Regions from separate parts of the Homo sapiens genome. Here region 1 is linked to region 2. A link is an interaction called in ENCODE POLR2A ChIA-PET data of the cell type or tissue named here. Cell type or tissue: CD4-positive, alpha-beta T cell. All regions are shown on one strand. Each heading gives the region's core, and the rest is flanking DNA. Links, peaks and the distances in the headings are about the cores only. Region 1 overlaps KRT77 (keratin 77). Region 2 overlaps KRT72 (keratin 72).

What was found. ChIA-PET counts read pairs that join two places held together with the same protein. Peaks named below come from ENCODE experiments on the same cell type or tissue, not always from the same donor. Only the 100,000 strongest peaks of a DNase experiment are listed, where the experiment ranks them.
Region 1: POLR2A ChIA-PET joins it to region 2 with 14 read pairs; 5 of 35 experiments call an interaction of 5 or more read pairs at or near these places.

What each region holds. Positions count from the first base shown.
Region 1 is chr12:52,689,978-52,692,885 of GRCh38, reverse strand. It overlaps KRT77 (keratin 77), which reads left to right. Exons shown (of 9, transcript NM_175078.3): 6 at 6-131; 7 at 245-465; 8 at 914-948; 9 at 1,447-2,908. The coding sequence ends at 1,721. Among named protein-coding and RNA genes, the nearest start is that of KRT1, 11 kb to the right of the region's middle. In CD4-positive, alpha-beta T cell, for the core only: no CTCF peak of the experiment used is centred there; a DNase peak (open chromatin) is centred at 1,555; H3K4me3 peaks cover 1,004 bases.
Region 2 is chr12:52,584,849-52,587,756 of GRCh38, reverse strand. KRT72 (keratin 72) reads left to right here. Exons shown (of 9, transcript NM_080747.3): 7 at 1-126; 8 at 777-811; 9 at 1,585-2,168. The coding sequence ends at 1,775. Among named protein-coding and RNA genes, the nearest start is that of KRT74, 12 kb to the right of the region's middle. RefSeq lists a cis regulatory region at 2,634 and an enhancer at 2,550-2,719. In CD4-positive, alpha-beta T cell, for the core only: CTCF peaks have their summits at 1,477 and 1,678; a DNase peak (open chromatin) is centred at 1,556.

The sequences.
Region 1 (2,908 bases), core at 178-2,677, 110 kb before region 2:
CCCAGTACCAGGAGCTCCAGATCACGGCAGGGAGACATGGAGACGACCTGAAGAACAGCAAGATGGAGATTGCAGAGCTCAACCGCACCGTCCAGAGGCTGCAGGCAGAGATCAGCAACGTGAAGAAGCAGGTGGGACGGGTGCTTAGGGAGGGCTGACCAAGCCCTGCACCTCCTACAATGCCCTGCCAGATCGAGCTCTGGAAACTTAACCATTAAATGGTCTCCAACTGTCTCTGGAGCAGATTGAACAGATGCAGTCACTCATTTCGGATGCTGAGGAGAGAGGCGAGCAGGCCCTCCAGGATGCGTGGCAGAAGCTGCAGGACCTGGAGGAGGCCCTGCAGCAGTCCAAGGAGGAGCTGGCCCGGCTGCTGCGTGACTACCAGGCCATGCTGGGGGTCAAGCTGTCCCTGGATGTGGAGATCGCCACCTACCGCCAGCTGCTGGAGGGCGAGGAGAGCAGGTGGGTCTGGCAGCTGTGTTTCTGGGGCTAAGGCTTGAGATGCACCCATGAAGCTGTGGGACTGGCTATTTGGAGAAAAGATAAGCCCCACCTTTTTGGGAAGATTGGTAGCCCAGGGTGAGCAGAAACATTCCAATTAGAGGCAGAGGCTGTGTGAATGGACAAGCCTCTTCACATAGGGAGAAGTCATTGTTATCATTCCTCCACCTCCAAGTAGAATGTCCTTATACCCCAATCCAAGCCTCTGCAGCTGGGTATTCACCCCCAATGCTAAAAGGCTTCATGAAAACCCTGAAATTTCTCTCTGCCCCACTGGCTTCCTGACCTCTGCTCATGCACACACATTTCCCTAAGGCTTGGGGACACCTCTGATCCAGATGTCTGTGGGCCACAGCCTTCTCTCCTCAGGCCCTGTGGGTCTGGCTGACCGTGTGCTTTGGTTTTACAGGATGTCAGGAGAGCTGCAGAGCCATGTGAGCATCTGTAAGTAGCAGAGCCCAGGGGCAGAGAGAGGCTGGTGGTGCTGGGTGGAGGGAGGGCCAGGAGGTGGCCAGCAGAGAACGGAAAGTCTGGCATTTTAGCTTCCAGTCCTGTGCAATAGACACCAAAGTAAGCAAGTGTAATGGCAAAGCCTGGAAGAATTCATTTGAAATAAATGGTTATGATTTCAGGTCTGCTTATCTTAATTGTTATGATGCCTTTTTATTAAATGATGCCTAGGAGGAATCAGCAGCGGCTAGAACTCTTTAGGGTACATATTCAATAAACAATGTAAGTGTGTTGCTGAGAGGAACCCTGGCATCCCTTTGTAGTATGAAGAATACTTTTCAAGTAGGAACACTTTCAATTTTCAATGTATGGGGTTTGCAAGTCGATGCCACGGGTGATCGAGGATGGAGGAGGCTGCAGGTGCAGGGGCGGGTGCAGGTGGGGGCCTTGCCCGGTCCCTCTGACCCCGTGTGCACTGTCCCCTACCCACAGCCGTGCAGAACAGCCAGGTGAGCGTCAACGGCGGCGCGGGAGGCGGCGGCAGCTACGGCTCAGGAGGCTACGGCGGCGGCAGCGGTGGGGGCTATGGCGGCGGAAGAAGCTACCGCGGAGGCGGGGCACGAGGCAGGAGTGGAGGCGGTTATGGCAGCGGCTGCGGCGGCGGTGGCGGGAGCTACGGAGGGAGCGGCAGAAGCGGCCGCGGATCCTCGCGCGTGCAGATCATCCAGACCTCCACCAACACCTCCCACAGGCGGATCTTGGAGTAGAGGCCTCGTTTCTGCCACACATCACGCCTGCCCCTCACCGCCCTCTCCTCAAACTCCTCCCCTCCACGCCCTTCCTGATCCCCTCTCATTCACTTTTCTTAATGGGTCTCAGCAATTTTGCCAATAAATTCGACTCTAATGGGGGAAGCAGGGTGGATAAGTCCAAACAGCAGATCTCTCTTTGGAGGGCACTGGCTTGCAGTCAGATTCACAGCTAGGCACATTCTCACTCAGACCCCGCTCTGCTGGCCCTGCTGCTGTTCCTGCTCCCACCTTTTTGGAAGATCGGTAGCCCAGGGTGAGCACAAACATTCCAGTTAGAGGCAGAGGCTGCGTGAGTTGGCAAGGTAGGGAGAAGTCATTGTTATCATTCCTCTGCCTCCAAGTAGAATGCCCTTATGCCCCAGTTCAAGCCACTGCAGCTAAGTATTAATCCCCAGTGCTAAAAGATACCAGGCATCTAGTTTAGCAATGGAGGGAAACAGAAACAGCCTGTAGAGAGCATCGACAAGGCGCATAATGGAGAGTTGGTATCTCAACCCCAAGCTCCCTTTGCTGTACCTGGGCTGCTCTGTGAACAAGAATCCACGCCCCCCTGCCCTGCTGGGGACCACATAATGATCCCTTTGGGGGAAGTTGCTGATTGCAGGGCAAGCTAGCTTGGTAAGGAAAACCTCTGCACCAGCGGCCTATTCCTGCCTCTTGGTCCATAGCCTCATACACTCATGTTGATGGATAGTATAGATTTGCTGCCCACACCAGATATCTGTAAGGCATCACTGTCCTGATTCTGAACCTCTGTTTCAGGAAGCATTCTCCCCTGTGTAAACAACTCAAGGTGGAAGTATTTCAGAGGGCATAGGGTCATGAATCCTTACCCAAAGGAAGCCTGTTTTAGCAGTGGATGCAGGAGTTGATGAACAGACAAGCAAGTTCTGCTTCTGTCCTGTTTCCTCCTGACAGCTCCATTCTTTTGAAGCCTGACCCTTCCTAAGCTCTGCATCATAACCACTCTGAGAATTGCCCCATTGGGTGGGCATGTGAAGCCCAGCTCTGTTCCATCCAGGTGCCTCGGGCCTGAGGAGTCTGAGGATCTGACTTGGGTCTTGGAAGGGTTCCAACCCCAAGTCAGTCAGGAAGCTGCCCATTTTTTTGCAAGGCATTTTAATGCCCTTTCCCAGACCTCT
Region 2 (2,908 bases), core at 105-2,604:
CCTGCACCAGGCCAAGGAGGAGCTGGCACGGATGCTGCGTGAGTACCAGGAGCTCGTGAGCCTGAAGCTGGCCCTGGATATGGAGATCGCCACCTACCGCAAGCTGCTGGAGAGCGAGGAGTGCAGGTGAGGGGCCGGATACCCTTGTGTCGGGACCAGTTTTCTCTCTGCTTTGGTAGGAAGCTCCAAGGCAAACAGTTTGGTCCTGTTTAGGTCCTACTGAAGTAAAACCATACAGCAAATGGGCTTGTCACATGATTAGGAAGGCCAAAGTTAGACAGCAAGAAAGACCAAGTTGTAAAAAATCCCAAAGGCTGTGGGAGAGGAGGTATTAATGCCGGCAATGTTTGAGAAACAGCATCCCCGACCGTTCATGGTGCATTTTTGTGGGTGGGGGGAGGAGCAAGATGGCCTCTAAGGGCTGTCCAAGTTCAAGGTCGCTCCAGCAAAGCCTGGGGCTCCAATGGGGAGGTAAGCTCATTCTTCTTAATCGTCTAAGAACAGTGGCATGACTAGAGGGAAGTGGAGGCCTAATGATCCCACACAGCAAGCAGTTCTAAAGGGTCTTGATGGAGGGCTGACTCCTTGCAGCAGATTTTCATCTCAGTTTTCTATTTCTTGGTGGGGGTCGCACTGGGATGTGTGGGAAGAAAGGAGGCTAGGATGGGTTTGGGAAGGCACATTCTGCGTGGAGAGGCTTATTCACAGAGGTGACTTCCAGGTGGTTGGGGTGATTATTTATGGGGGATTTACCTGTTTTTCTTCTCCTTCTTCAGGATGTCTGGCGAATATCCAAATTCTGTGAGCATCTGTAAGTATCTGCAGATCTCAGTTCTGCCCTTGGTCACCTTACCAGAAGTCCGAGTCCCTTTAATTCATGACACAAAAGAGAAATCAGAATGACAGAGGGGGCTCAGGGGAGACTTAAGGGAAAAAGGAAGGAGCTGGCTGTAGTAACTAAGGGGAAGCAGTGGATGGAGAAGACTATCATGAGAGACAAAAGTACAACCTATAGAAAGATCAAATGATACTCATGAGTGTATCATCCAACGATTGATGCTTAATTGTGACATTATTTTTCTGTTGACCAAAGCAAAGGCCTCAGATTGCAGTTAAGGGGAATTGAGGGGCCTGAAGGGTTGAGTGATGGAATGAATGAATGAGATGGAATAGTTGAATGAGTGAATGAGAGCATGTCCTCAGCTGTAAAAGCTGGAGAGCCTGTGTGGAGATGCTGTGGTGCTGAGAGACAGGGCCCTCAGTGGCCCCTTTCCTCATCAGCAGACCAGCAGCACCAGATGGGCCCTGGGAAGTGCCTCTCTTCATTTGGTCTTGCCCATGGGGGAAATTCACACACTAATAGGAAAAGGTAAAATGTGTGAGGCTAAGTGCATGAAAACTGAAGCTGTATGATCAGTGCTGATAAAAATCTCTTAGTAGACTGAAACACACAACAGAGAGAATCCATCTCAGCAGGAAGCCACTGCGGGCGAGAGTAAAGGAGGTGGCCCGAGATGCCCAAGAAGGGGCTCTGACGTGGGGCTAGAGCTGACGGGGGCTGAGGTCTTCTCTCATCCATTCCAGCCGTCATCAGCAGCACCAATGCTGGGGCAGGAGGGGCTGGCTTCAGCATGGGCTTTGGCGCCTCAAGCAGTTATAGCTACAAAACTGCAGCTGCAGACGTCAAGACCAAAGGCAGCTGTGGCAGTGAGCTCAAGGATCCCCTTGCCAAAACCTCGGGGAGCAGCTGTGCCACCAAAAAGGCCTCCAGATGATGGACAAGTGGTTGGCTCTGTGAGCAGAAGGCTTCCCAACTCACCCGTCTCCTCCCTCTCCTTCCCTGGGCTCCCTTTCCAAGTCAAGAAATGCTTTGTCTGTCACTACAGTCCCAACCCCATTTCCTCTCCCTGTTGTCCTCAAGGTGTGATGCTTCGATGCAAGGAGTCCAGTCAGGAGCTCTCTCAGTGGCCTCCTTCTTGGTCCCGTTTCGTTGGGTCATTGCCTGAAATGCAAAGACAACACTTACCCAGGATGTTTCCCCAAGGCCAGCTACAAGCCCCTCTGCCCCCATGCCTTTCTTGGGCCTTCACTACCAAGGGACTCTCTTCATCTTCTGATTGGGATTGTGTCCAGTCCTCTGCTTCTTCTGCAATAAATGATTAAATCTGTTTGGTTCTCAGTTGAATCTGTTGCCCAGGATGTCACCATCTGCAGTGCCTTAACTTTTCTTCATCTGATTCTTGCTTCACTCTGGGCTCATGTGGCTCTTCACTGGTTTTAGCCAGGTAGGCACTGGGTGAGGGCTGATCCTTGTAAACAGTTGAAATGTATTACTGAGGCCAGGGCCGGGCAGGCCCATTGCTTCACGTGCCCTGTGCCACCTATTCTGCACAATAGCCCTGCAAGACATCATTACCCCATGATAGATACAGATGTTAGAGCTTCCTCATGGCTTCCTGCTCTGGTTCTCAAAGCACCCATGGTTGAGCACACTCACTGTCTGTGTAGCGAGTGGTCTTCCCTTCATTCTCCCACTGTCTCACTCTCCACCACCCACCACTCACTCCCCAGTCCTGCTCCCACACAATGGCCCTGTCTTCCTCTTCTTTTAACCAACTTCCTTTTCACCCTAACATGTAAGGCCTGTGTGTATATATGCTTGTAGCCTCTCTATCTAAGGTGTATATGAAATAGTGCTCAATTAACAAATATTTAGTGAGCTAGGCATTGCTCAGGCACTGGGAATACCAGAATAAACAAAATAGGCACAGACACTGGCCCCATAGAGGGAGAGTGAAAATATGCACCTACCAAAGCAATATATAATATGAAGTCAAGCAGTGTTAACTACTATGAAGAAAAATTCAGTGGAGTAAGAAGCTGAGAGATTCAAGGATGCTCTTTTAGC